Linked DNA regions of Homo sapiens: region 1 is linked to region 2. A link is a contact called in ENCODE Hi-C or POLR2A ChIA-PET data. All regions are on one chromosome and are shown on one strand. The core of a region is the stretch at or near the end of the contact, and the rest is flanking DNA. Distances in the headings are between cores, read along the strand shown. Region 1 holds the start of SNRPF-DT (SNRPF divergent transcript). Region 2 overlaps PLXNC1 (plexin C1).

Region 1 (6,259 bases), core at 1,575-4,074, 1.6 Mb before region 2:
GCCTTTAGCATTCATTAAAAGACTCAATAATTTCACTTGAAAACTTTCTTTCAGGGCTAAATGATGAGAAATGTTTTGTTTTCTCCAGCAAAGTAGTGTGTTTCCCTTATGGTATTATTATGAATCAAGTGTCTGAGCTCTTCCTACTTTAACTACTAGGAATAAAATCTGTAGCTGAATTCTGGTTTAAGTCCATGTCTTGTACCTAGTATATCACAGTATCCCTCCTGGCTTTGACTTTATTTTTGAATTTTGCCGTATATTTGTCAATTTAATTGTATGTATTCTTATTAGTCAGACTAAACCTTTGAGAAATAAGGTGAAGCAAAATAAATGCAATGTTATGACCTTTACAGCTCTTTAGCTTACCTGCATGTTCATGTAGCCATCTACAGATACCAGATAGCCCTTGTACTCCATTCCCCACTTAAGTTTCACCATCACTGGCTTTCCTGTTAGTCCATTGAGGAAAGGTTTGGGATTGAGGGGTAAACTCTGCACAAAGAACAAAAAAGGATCTAATTAATTATTTTTCCTCCCACCACCAACTCTCTTCTACCGAATCACCAATATTTTGTGGTATGCAAATGAAGAAAACTTTTGACTCCTTATTATTTTAGTACATAATTTTCACTTTTATTTGTTGAGAGTACCAGGGAAATTTAAATATCCAGTTAGCCAATTTCACCTTTAACCCATCAAAACAAAACACTGACTATTCACTTAAGATACACTGACTACCTACATCACTCACTGTTCTGAGCTCTAAAGAAACAAAGATAAAGGCACTAAAAAAAAAAAAAAAAAAAAGCGGGCCAGGTAGGGTGGCTCGTATCTGTAATTCCAGTAATCTGGAAGGCCAAGGCCGGGGGATCACTTGAGGTCACGAGTTCAAGACCAGCCCAGGCAACATAGTGAGACCCCCATCTCTACCAAAAATAGTCAGGTGTGGTGGTGCACACCTGTAGTCCCAGCTACTAGGGAGGATGAGGTGGGAGGACTGCTTGAACCCAGGAGCTCGAGGCTGCAGTGAGCTATGATTAGGCCACTGCACTCCAGCCTGGGCAACAGAGCAAGACCTTGTCTCTTATAAATAAATAAATAAATGAGTCCCTGTCAAGAAGTTGGAGATGGGGAGGGGAACTCCTCACATACAAATAATTATATTGCATGCTGCACTGTAGTAAAAGGAGATATACTAGGCACAAGGGTACCAAAGCAATCCAGGGGAAAAAGGAAAGGTTGCCTGAAATAAGTAATACCTCAGTTTTAAAGGATAAGAGTTTATTTCCAGAGCGGGAAAAAATGCTGTTCCAGGCAAGGCTAGCTACTTATGTAAAAGGAGGGAAGAGTGATGCAACAAGGTGGTTTTGGGGACATACAATTCAGCATTGTCAGTCAAAGCCCCAAATATAAAACTACAGAAGGAAGCAGAGGGCAGATCACGCTTGACAGTATTTAACTGGGGAAGCTAGGGCTAGGTCCTATCTGACTTTGTCAGTAGCACCGCCTCTTACTTACAGCAATTACTTAATGTCTATTTATTCAGCAAACCATTAACATCTCCAGTGATTTCGGTTTTTGCCCTCTTCTGCTCACTCACCAGTCAAACAAAGAAGAGAACTAAGAAACTTGGCTACTAACCCCCTCTAACATGAGCATATTCGGAGTGATCTTGATATGGCGATTACTCCAATAACCTAATGGGTCTCCAGTTTTCATTCTCCAATTTGTTATCCACCACAGTAACTATGATTTTTTAAAGTGCACATCAGATTGTCATATTTCTGCTTAAAATGATCCAATGGCTTCCAACCGAATCATTTTAAATTGATTTGGAGTACAATCAAAACCTCCCAATACAGCCTAAGAGGTCCTGCCCAACGCCTGCTCCTCCGATACCATCTCTTAACCACTATTCGCGCAAGTGGCTATACCTTTCTGTCAATTTCTCCAAATGACCAAGCTTTCTTTCCGGCCGCAGGTCTTATGCTCCTATTCCCTGTGCTCGGTACACTCCTCCTCCTGCTCTTTAAAGGGTCGTATTTCATGACACTTAGGCTTCGAGTTAAATTCCACCTCCTAGGGAGGCCATCTCTGACTAAGCCTCTAATGTCTAACGCGCACCCTCACAGCCTCCTGTCTGCATTGTTCTTAGCACTTATTATTTGCAATTACATACTTGTTATTTTTTGACTAATGTCTGTCTTCCCCACCCAAGTGAGTTAATCTAGAGCATGGCCGTATCATTACTTTCACGGAATGAAAGTGAATTCTGGAGTGTGGTTAAGTGGGAAGTGCAAATTCTCTTTGACTTTTACCCCGACCCTATAGCCCCAACTAAGAATACCCCAGGCCCGGATTCAAACAAAGAGAAGAAGGCACGGGCACTCCTAGGAAAAGAAAGGCATCGGGAGGAGCACGCGCCTCAGAAACCTAAAAGCAGAGTGAAAGGAGCTGGCGACAGGGTGCGCGGCGCCTCACGCGGATGAATGGGAAACGCGCGAAGGAACCAGCAGGCCCCGCGAGGCTGGTCTCCCTCCTTCTCTTTCTCCCCGCTTCTCCCGCCGTTCTCTTTCTCCTTACCATCGTAACCACGGCCGAATGTTGCAGGCTACTCTCTGCCGACCAGGCCGCCGCCCGTCCCTCGTGACTACAGCAGGTACCGCAGGTCCCGAGCCGCAGTTTCAAGAGAAATGGCCGCCAAACAGGACTATGACCTTTCACCTCCCACCACGGCCCTTCCTGCCTCTGTGATTGGACGCAAAGAGGTGCGTGCTGATTGGAGGAGATGGCTGGCCCAGTATCTCCTAGCAACCAGCAGCGGCTTGGGTTTGCGCCTTGCAGGCGGCGCGCGGACCTTGGGAAACCGGCTCTGAGCATCGCTGTGAGGCAGCCAAGGACTGGAGGCAGGCCGGTGTTTTTAAATGTGGTGTCCTTCCTAGAGGGCGGTCTGGGAGAGGCTGTGTAACGGATGTGACTTCTCCCCAACTTGGCTAATGGGGATTTACTTTGTCTTTTTACACCCGTGAGAATGTTCGGGGTCCCAGAGTTCCTTCCTCACTCTTCCAACAGGTTCCATGATTTGGGGGCGCCTCTGCCGCAGGCCCTTTCTACCTGAGTGTTCTCTCTTCTGCAACACCCGTTTTAACCCCTTTTAAAGGAATTGGGGGCTAGCCAGACTAGACTAGGGGCGGCGAAACGCACTGAAGAGAGTTGGATACAGAATTTCTTGCAAACGAGGTCGAGTTGCGTCTGGGATACGGTGTCATGCCCCACCCCCGCCCCACGACCCTGCCGGCCCCACCTTTCTTTTGCTTCGCCTGCAGAAACCCGCACGGCCTTCATACGTGCATTTGAAATTACCTAAGGGCGTAAGCAATATTTCCTCTGTCACGGATTAAAACTTTCGATGTAACGGTGTTATCTGAATCTCACTAGTTTTTGTCGTAATCCTATTGAGTTCGGGTCACTCTGATCTGAAATGCTAAATGCAGTTCTTGGAGAACACGCCCTTTGGGAAGTAACGCTTTTTTGCGGCCCTGAAGAGATGGATTTGGAGTTGAGGATGAAATGTTGGGTGTTGAGGCATTGTGGAGCAGTGGGCAAGACTTTGGAGGGGGCCTGCATTCGGAACCTGCGTCTATCAGGCGCGGCCGGTGTTGGGCAGTGTCTTAACCCCGAGGGCCATTGTTTCCTCGGCAGGAACGCGGCTTTAAAAACGGAACCATCCTCAGGGTGGTTGCGAGAATTTAACGTAAAACGGGGCTTGGCCTTGTAAAAGCTCAGTGTTTCACGTAAATGTTGAACACTGACCAGACAATGATTGTCAGTGTAGTTTTTACCAAACAGTTATTAGATTTATTCACCCTAAACTTCAGTGGATTTCTCCGTTTGTCTATTGTTTTATGAACTTTAAGTCTTTGTATAGACTTTGAGTTCCTACTATGTGTCAGGCTTTTTCAACAATCGTGGAAATCTTACCTTACTGTCTGATTCGGGGTGACAGCCCCGTTTAAGAGATGAGGAAGTAGGCCCAGCAGGTAACTGTTACCAGTTGAGGGTAGCTGTCCGAGTTCTTGGCGTTTTCAACAAAGAATTGGACAAAACGCACAAACAAAGCAGGGCAGCGAAAGCAGAGATTTATTTTAAATGAAAGTACACTCTACAGGGTGGGCACCGCCTGGTGCAAGCGGCTCAAGAGCATTGGTTATAGAATTTTCTGGGCTTTAAATACCCTCTAGAGGTTGCCCATTGGCCCACAACCAGTCTGATTGGTTGCGGGAGGGGACCAATAAGAGGTACTTTCATTTTTCAACTGCCACGCAGAAAAAGGAGGGGTTGAAATGGGAGTAGCCTCTGATACCCAGTCAGCATGGATGGGCCCTAGGTTCCCTGCTTCCAGCCGCTATTCTTCTGCCTCATAGCTTGCTCAGGACCACATACCTGGGTTTCAAAACTCTGCTTTTTCTACTTCATGAAGCTACCTTTCAAAGACTCAATATGTGTTTTAGAAGCCTGACTCTTTAGCTGTTTTCTCAGTGAAGTGAAACGAAATACTACAGTAAACACATTCTGTAAAGATAGTGTATTTAAGGTTGGTTTTTCTTTTCATGTTAAATTTTTTTTTTAATTTGAGACAGGGTCTCATTCTGTCACCCAGGCTGGATTGTAGAGGTGAGATCTTGGCTTACTGCAGCCTTGACCTCTTGGGCTCAAGAGATCCTCCCACTTCAGCCTCCCGAGTAGCTGGGACCACAGGCATGTGCCACCACACCCAGCTAATTTTTTAATTTTTTTTGTAGAGATAGGGTCTCGCTGTGTTGTCCAGGCTGGTCTCAAACTCTTGGGCTCCAGCTGTGTACCCACCTTGGCCTCCCAAAGTGCTGGGATTACAGGCGTGAACCACCATTCCTGGTCCATATTAAATTTTAATCTTAAATACCTTATTAAAATTAAGTGGGCATAAGTCACTGATATTTGTCTAATTATAAATATTATACAAAATTTTGGAAAATGTAGAAAGTTCTAAACAATAAACCTAAAATCACTAGTAATCCCACCAATCAAAGAGAACAACAATTAACTTTTACTGTAACATATGCACTTTTTTTTTTACAAGATATCTACAGTTTTTTGTTGCTGTTGTTTGTTTTTTCTTTTTTGTTGTTGTTTTGGAGACAGAGTGTCACTCCGTCACCCAGGCTGGAGTTAAGTGGTGCGATCTCAGCTCACTGCACCCTCCGCTTCCCAGATTCAAGCAATTCTCATGTCTCAGCCTCCTGAGTAGCTGGGCTTACAGGCATGCAGCATCACGTCCAGCTAATCTTTTGCTAATTTTTTTTTAATTTTTAGTAGGGATGGGGTCTTACCACTTTGCCCAGGCTGATCTTGAACTGCTGAGCTCAGGCAGTCTGCCCACCTCAGCCTACCAAAGTGCTAGGATTACAGGTGTGAGCCACCACACCCAGCCTACACACAGTTTTGTAACTTGTTTTCTTCACTTTATATTGAGCAAATTCTCATATGACTGAATATACTCTTCTAAAATGTGGCTTAATGTCTTCATTATACTTTGTATTTTGCATCTGTGATAATGTATTATTCTATTATTTTCATTTTTTCTCCTGTTATAAACAGTCTGCACTGAACATACTTTTACATGAATCTTCAAGTGTATTTTTGATTCTTTACCATAAATTCTTACAAATATAATTCCTAGGTTAAAAGGCATTACTATTTTAAAGGCAAATATATATATTGCCATGTTGGCATATGGCTCCACAGAATATTCATCAGAATAATTGCTTCAAATATAGGGGAAATAACAGACTTTGTATTTTTTCGAAGATGAGATAGAATACATTTTGAGCACATATGAAGAAAACGACCCCTAATTGTTAATTAGGATGAACAGTTTGGTGAGTTCTACCATTATTTATCCTATAACCCAAAAATTCCAGTTGTATACAACCATCTAAAAAGGAATTTATGAAATGATTTAGAAATATTTACTGAGGTGAGTAAAATGAATGTATGATGTCTGCCCTTGTGGAATTTTAAAACCTCTTTGAGAAGAAGGGGACCAATACATATTGAATGCCTTTCATGTTATGCTAGGATATTTTATTATGTAATTTGTCTAATTTAAATCCTCACAGTACTTCAAGGTAGATATTATTATCATCCCCATTTTAGAGATGAGGAGACAGCTTCAGAGAGATTATGTATTTTTGTCAAAAGCCATGTGGAAGGTAAA
Region 2 (6,676 bases), core at 2,068-4,567:
CACTCTTTGATCAGGAAGCTCAGAACACTAACTATGAAGTTAGTAATGGTTTCAGTACTATTGCAAGTCATAATGGAAATGATTTGCACTATGGTAGAGAGAAAAATAAAAAGCTCAAGAATTGTTAATTAACTTCACTGTTTCTCCACAAATGGTAGGAGTATTAAAAACAAGATTGCTGAAGTGCAAACATCAGGATTTAATGAACAATGGAATGTAATTGAAGTAACAGAGAATGACTTAATCGGGACAGTGGGTTGTTTAATTACGGGGCTAATGGATCTTCTGCAAGGACAAACTAAATGGAACAGAAGCAGCCAGCACTGGTAGGCAGAGCACTGTTAAAGGAAGTATACTAGTAAGAAACTCCTGGTGGAGACACCTAGGGCTCTGTTGTATATGAGATATTTTATTAAACGTAATTGTCCCAAAATGGTAACTGCTAGAGAAAGAGACAGACTGGGGTAGGCTGGCATAAACCTTCAATAAATCAAATTGGAGGCATTAATATTTCTGCAGGCATGTACTTGTGCTTTTTCAAGAATTTCTAATAATCTTGAAAACTTTCTTATAGATAGGAGAATGAAGGCAATAATATTTTTGTCGGAACAGTTTTCCAGGGTGCCAAGATGCTCTCTCTCAGATACAGCAGATTGGCAAGCTCGTTTTCTAAGAGTTCAAAAAACCATTTCACACTTAACTTTGATTACAAGTCAACCTTCTCTTGCTAATTCAGCACGCTTGCTACGAGTTATTGGTTTTTCTCATCTCTTCCTGAAAGTGAAGCAAATGTCCCTTCTCCCATGTGAAATCCTCAAACTTTCACTAACTCCTCCAAAGTTCCACTCTTGACAAAACGTAAGCTGAGTGAGTCTGAGATACTCCATCAACAAAATCAAACATGTTCAAAATTTTGCAAAGGGGAAAAAAACCCAGCAGAGCAATAGGTCTTATTATCGGCCGGATGCAGTTGCTCACACCTGTAATCCCAGCACTTCGGGAGGACAAGGCAGGTGGATCACTTGAGGCCAGGAGTTCAAGACCAGGCTAGCCAACACGGCGAAAACCCGTTTCTACTAAAAATACAAGCATTAGCCTGGCATGATGGCAGGTGCCTATAATCCCAGGTATTTGGGAGGCTGAGGCAGGAGAATCGCTTGAACCCCAGAGGCGGAGGTTGCAGTGAGCCAAGACTGCGCCACTGCACTCCAGCCTGCACTAGAGTGGTATTCCTTAAATTAAAAAAAAAAAAAAAAAAAAAAAAGGTCTTATTCTCTTCCAGCTGTCTGATCTGAATTCCTAGATATTAAGGAAAGACTAAAGTCCTGTGTGTGCACAGCCCTACCCCTGGTGCTGACATTAGGGAGGATGCAGATATCAGGGCATTCTGTCTCACTGTTGCCTCATTAAACACCAGCCTGGAATGCTTGATAGAGAAGGATGGTTTCTTATGGTCCTGGAGGAAGTATGGCTCTAGGGGACTTTGCTTGGATTTTTGGCAAGACAGAGGAATTTTCTTCTCAATATGCAAGAAGAGAACATTACTTCCCAGGGCCTCTTTGTTAGTGTCATGATTTCATGTATAAGAAATTGGCAAGATGCCTTTATGTTCTAGAAAATCCCCCACACCTCAGGGAGAACACATCCTCATCTGAGAGGTGTGAAAGCTAACTTTTAGATTGCTATATGAGGTGCTGTGCTTCTGAGCATTTAGCTGAACACGAGTGTGGGGGCCTTTTTTCCAAACGTGTCCCTGCCTTGGCACCAGGTTCTGTCATTTCAAGTGGTTCGTGAGGATGCTCTTGATTTCCGACTTTCCTTTCCTTGAAAGAATCTGCCCCCAACCTCCCACCTCCCCAGCACACAAGGACACACAGAATCAGTTTGTTCACCGCACCTTGGTTTTCAATTACATAAACCACCTCAGGCAAATTTGGGAAATCAAGTCCTAAAATGGCTGGGTGTACATGCTTGGGAGGGGTAGGTGGGGGAAGTGAAAAAGAAGGGGAGGAGGGAAGGGAGGAAGAAAGAAAATTAGAAATATGGTGGTTCAGGCTGGGGGAAATGCCTGAAAGGAAATGAAAAACTTAAATTTTTTATATTGACCTTCTGCTAACAGTTTGTCACACAAGCATAGAACGGATCATGTGCCTTCTCTGCAGCTTCTCGTACAACTGCCAACCATGAAAGGGGGGCTGGGCCAGGCCCCATAAGAGGCACTAACAATCATTTTTAAAGGCAAGGCCCCTAAAAACAAGTGGCCCATTCCTTTTCAAGGCTCAAATCTTATGTACCGGCAAATCTGAATTTGAAAAGGAAGATTTATGTGGATTTCTGAAATCATGATTTTCCATTACCCTTTTCCCCAGGGGCTATAAAGAAAAAAAAATTTCAAGAGTCGACATGAATTCCTTCAGCATCAAGTAACATTATGATGATGAGTCGAGTGTTAACAAATCAGAAACACATGGTCTTAATTGACTGTGAAATAAATAATGTTTCGAAATGAAAGGGAGAAAACACGTTCAGATGTAAAGCATTAAAAAGGCTTCAAAACCTCAAAAGTTGCCTCAGACATCTGACCTCTTCCTGATTCCAACCCATCTTCTCCTTTCCTGTCTTTCCTGTTTGGGTCCGGTGTTGTCTCATGACTGAAATGCTGGAGGATTCCCGACTATAATCATTTGCAAATATTTCTCTTTGGAGACCTTTGGGGCTTCTAAAACGTCTTAAAGTAAAGGCATGAACATCTTCTAGGTTAGGAATAACAAGCCCAGGATCAGCGAAAGGTGAGTCAACAGGCCCTGTGCAAAGTTTGTCTCTTGTTCTCCAAGATACCCAGTGGTGTCCAGGCTGAACACACATCAGAGATATCTGGAAGGTTTACAAAATACATCCACGCCTGGGCTCCCTCCCCAGAGATTCTGATTCAGTCAGTCCCGAGGGAAAGCCCGGGCACTGGTATATTTGCACCTGCATTTTAAACAAGGGTTCAATGAGATCTGGATCAAATGGAATAAAGTTTTAGGTAGCACTCACATGCCTGGCAATGTTCTAAGTGCTTTTTATAATACTGACTCTTAATCCTCAAAACACCTCATGAGATGGGTAGGAACCATGACCATCATTTCCATTTCACATGTGAGGAGAATGAGGCATAGAGAGGTTTAGAAACTTGCCCAACATTACACAGCTAACCAGTGGCAGAGGCAGGATTCCAAAATGTCTGGCCCCAGAGTCCATGCTGTTAACCACTCTACCAACAGTTGTTAAGCAGCACCCGCAGCATCAGGAAGCTGGTTAGGGAAGTGAATTCTCAGGCCACAGCCTGGATTTACTGCATCGGAAACTCCAGCATGCTGCCTAGCGACTGGTGTTTAGTGAGCTTTCTGGGCGATTCTGCTAGATGCTCAAGTTTGAGAACCAATGCAGCCCACTCTCCGGCCTCTCAGATGTGGATGGGTGTATTGATACAATTCAGAACGCTGAGAAGTGTTGACTTTCAGCTCAGCTTCCCGCTCTCGGATGGCAGCTGTGCATGGTGCCATCTTTGATGGAGAAGTGAGCCGCATCTGGCAGTGGCAGAAAACTTGAAACAGCTGACCTACGGACTATTCTCCCACCAGAGGACATAACCATAACACGCTCCACGGCAAAGTGGTGCCTTCTCCAATTAGGGAATGAATTCTTCCCAGATGACACTGCAGTCCCCACCATCCAGAGCAAAGCCACAGAAGACTCAGCTCTCTTAATGAGCAATTCCCAAACCCCACTGTAATCTTTTCCTCCTCCACTAACGAGATCGTGAAGAAGCCCAGAATCTTCATAAAGCTAAAGATCAAACCAAAACACAGCAATCTCTTCTCCAAGTCTCTACTAACAGAAAAGCATAGAAAATTCCTAATTCTAAAGTTACCTTCCCTGCTTGGCTCCCTCTCTGAAATTCCCAAATGTGCCCCAAACTGGGCTTTCTTTCTTTCTTTAGGAAGAGCATGGGGTGGGTGCGGTGGGGATGAATTAGAAAGAAGTTCTCAAGCGGGTGAAACCCTCCAGCAGCTAGGCAATCATCTTCCTGTAGTGATTTACAGCGTTCCTCTAAAAATATCTATGAGATCACAGTACATTAAGTGCATGACACCAAACATTTGTAACTAATCCATGAAAATAAAGGGCGTCACGTTGCATGGGGAACGTGGTGGAATTTGTCTTGTGTTATCATTCTAAAATAAGACGGCCTCAATTTGATTGAAATATATCTTCACACATTGTCTTCCCAGAGCAGAGCCATTTGAGAAATTCTGATTGCAATTATAAGTGCTGAATAGGGAGTACTTTGCATTTCCTTTGACGACACTGAAAGTTATAAGCAATCCTGATATTAAAATCTTTGGAAATTGATGAGTACCCCAGGCATCATTACAATATTTTCTCCCCCAATCTCAGTAATTAAAATCTATTATGTGAACACGTGTTAACAGTTTTATCAACTACTGTTTTTAATTAACTAAACACACAGGGCCTCCCGCAGTAGAGATGATACCGTTTCATTGTAAATGACCCACCTCACCCTCTAATTCCCCGCCAGATTTATTTGGGAGTCTGGCTGGGAGCTTTATTGAAAACATACCACAGTACTGAATTCCGGAACCTGCCACAACAGCCAGTCTTCATTAAGTGTGTACAGGGCTTTGCAAGTGATTACATCCACGGGACCCTTGTTAATTTTCTGGTTCAGAGTCGTCACCAGCAAATAGAAGGGCTCTCCGACAGTCTCCTTGGAAAAGACACAAAAGTGACAGTTAGCTTTCTGTGGAATCCACTGTACTTTCCAAAGAATTAAAGTTTCTGTTTACAGCAGTAAGGCAGGAGACAGGGTTTTCTAACACTCAACATGAAACGCCCAAGAAAATACACGTTGCTCCACTTGGGATTGGATGCAAAACTCAGAAAACCGCCTCCTCTCTCCATCGCGAATGCACATCTGCACACGCGCACGCGTGCACATTCACAGCGACGTGCAGTACCCACAGTATACCTTGTTATTTTATGTTTAAACTTACATATGGCAGACTAATGCTCATCAGTGGGTTAATGCCTAGGAACAGTTAGATGTGGAGAGTGTACCTTTGTTTACATTCGTATTTAATCACCCTTTAGCAAGCCAGAAATAAACGACATTTAAAAAAATGCACAAGTATCCTTAGTAACAAGGATAAATGTAAGAACATTTTATACATTTGCCAAATACAATGTTTTTTGGTGTTAACAGCACTTCTCGAAGGAAGCAGCCTGCCGTTCAACAGTTTGCAGCCTTATCTCCTCTCCATGGGCCAGGCCAGGCCCGGCCCGGGCAGTTCCCAGACACACACTGCACAGTCCCACCTGGACATGTTTTCCGGTGCTGGGCCAGAGGGACTCCATCTTCTTCCCTGAACCAGAGCCAATTCCATTTCCTCTAAGGTTTTTCTCCAAACACTCGGCCCATCCCGATTGGCTCTTTCTACAAATTTAAGCCACATGCATTTTTCCTGGCTGGGGGTGGGGCTGCCTCCCCTGCTGTGATGGAAATGGCTCACATTCGCAGACACGGATGTCTGCATTCCAAAGGACTCTGAGCACCTCAAGTGGGAGGCGGTGTGTTCTGTTTCCACGGCATCCTCCCAAGGCACTTAGCCCTGGGTCAGCTGTAGAGTATTTGCTAAATAACGAACCTTCCGTAATCAATGGACATTAGGCCTCTGTGGTGGAGGAAGAACCGTGGCTGGGAAGTCAAAGTGCCTTAGTGATGACGAAAGGCCAGCCACGTGGCTGGGGCTCGAAGCGCCAGTTAAGAGTCAAGCTTGACAAGCGATACGTCCAGCTGGGAAAGGAGGATTCCACTGGGTCTCACCTGCTTTCCCTTGCGCAGGCAAGTTACCTAAGACATCTTAAGTCTCTCAGCATCCCACCCCAACCCTGTCCCTTCCTTTATACTTGCTGCAGGAATATCTGCCCTCCCCAGTCCCCGGGCTTCCTCTTGCCACCTCCTGCCACCCTGCAGCTTCTATCCCTGCTGTGATACCTCCTTGAGTCTCCTCTTCAGTGCAGGGCAGAAGTGGAAGTTCAGAAATTTCCAAGGTAGGGAGGGCAGCAGGACTAGTGCATGACATTTAATTCTCATGAGAAACTTCCTTTATTTAGTGGTTTACAACCTCACCCTTCTCTTCTCTTTCCCTCCACCGCCCACCTCCCCCACCCCAAGTAATGCCCTGACCACAAAACTTAGAACCTCTTTTCCTCCAGCACAGATCAGAAGGGAGGCTGAGAACCCTTGGATAGGGGCTGTGTACTCCCGCAGGGGTTGGAGTCAGGGGGCCAGGTGGGCTCTCGGGGGCTGTGTGAAGGGACAGGTCTTGACTCAGGAGGCCTGTGGTCAGGAATTCTCCAGAACTTTCTGGAGAGTAGCTAGACTGAGCTAAGTAACATCTGGCCCTACACTCTGCCCATGCTCCTGGGTCTAACCCTGGCTAATCACCAGAATCCCTTGCGGGCTCTTGTTAAGCATTCAGATGCCTGAGCTCCACTCTAGACCTACAGAGCTGCCATCTCTCTGAAGAATGAGGCCTGGGTATCTGTAGTTTTCATTACCTTCCCGGGGCCGGGGGCGGGGAGGCGGTGGGGGAGGAGGATTCTGATG

Evidence for each region. Hi-C counts contacts between places; a loop is a spot of excess contacts on that map. ChIA-PET counts read pairs that join two places held with the same protein, here RNA polymerase II (POLR2A). Pooled maps may share reads with other maps.
Region 1: a map of CD4-positive, alpha-beta T cell shows a loop between it and region 2 (4-fold over the local background). The contact joins the promoter of SNRPF-DT here to the enhancer-like site in region 2. A Hi-C loop is called at or near these places in 1 of 168 maps with a recorded cell type or tissue (CD4-positive, alpha-beta T cell) and 1 of 50 pooled maps. POLR2A ChIA-PET finds 5 or more read pairs at or near these places in 1 of 52 experiments (activated T-cell).

The regions. Positions count from the first base shown.
Region 1 is chr12:95,855,404-95,861,662 of GRCh38, reverse strand. SNRPF-DT (SNRPF divergent transcript) reads left to right here and starts at 2,824. Exons shown (of 3, transcript NR_135014.1): 1 at 2,824-2,909. SNRPF (small nuclear ribonucleoprotein polypeptide F) reads right to left here and starts at 2,711. Exons shown (of 4, transcript NM_003095.5): 1 at 2,587-2,711; 2 at 370-495. The coding sequence starts at 2,589. RefSeq lists enhancers at 2,389-2,438, 2,469-2,698, 2,819-2,878, 2,929-2,988, 2,387-3,002 and 1 more and a cis regulatory region at 5,453.
Region 2 is chr12:94,263,177-94,269,852 of GRCh38, reverse strand. PLXNC1 (plexin C1) reads right to left here. Exons shown (of 31, transcript NM_005761.3): 21 at 4,628-4,774. It also overlaps a transcript of CEP83 not described here. Among named protein-coding and RNA genes, the nearest start is that of PLXNC1-AS1, 90 kb to the right of the region's middle. RefSeq lists enhancers at 4,847-5,610, 5,611-6,375 and a silencer at 6,566-6,645. Within about 2 kb of position 3,317, at least 4 of the 41 ENCODE cell types and tissues checked have a DNase peak (open chromatin) inside an H3K27ac peak, as active enhancers do.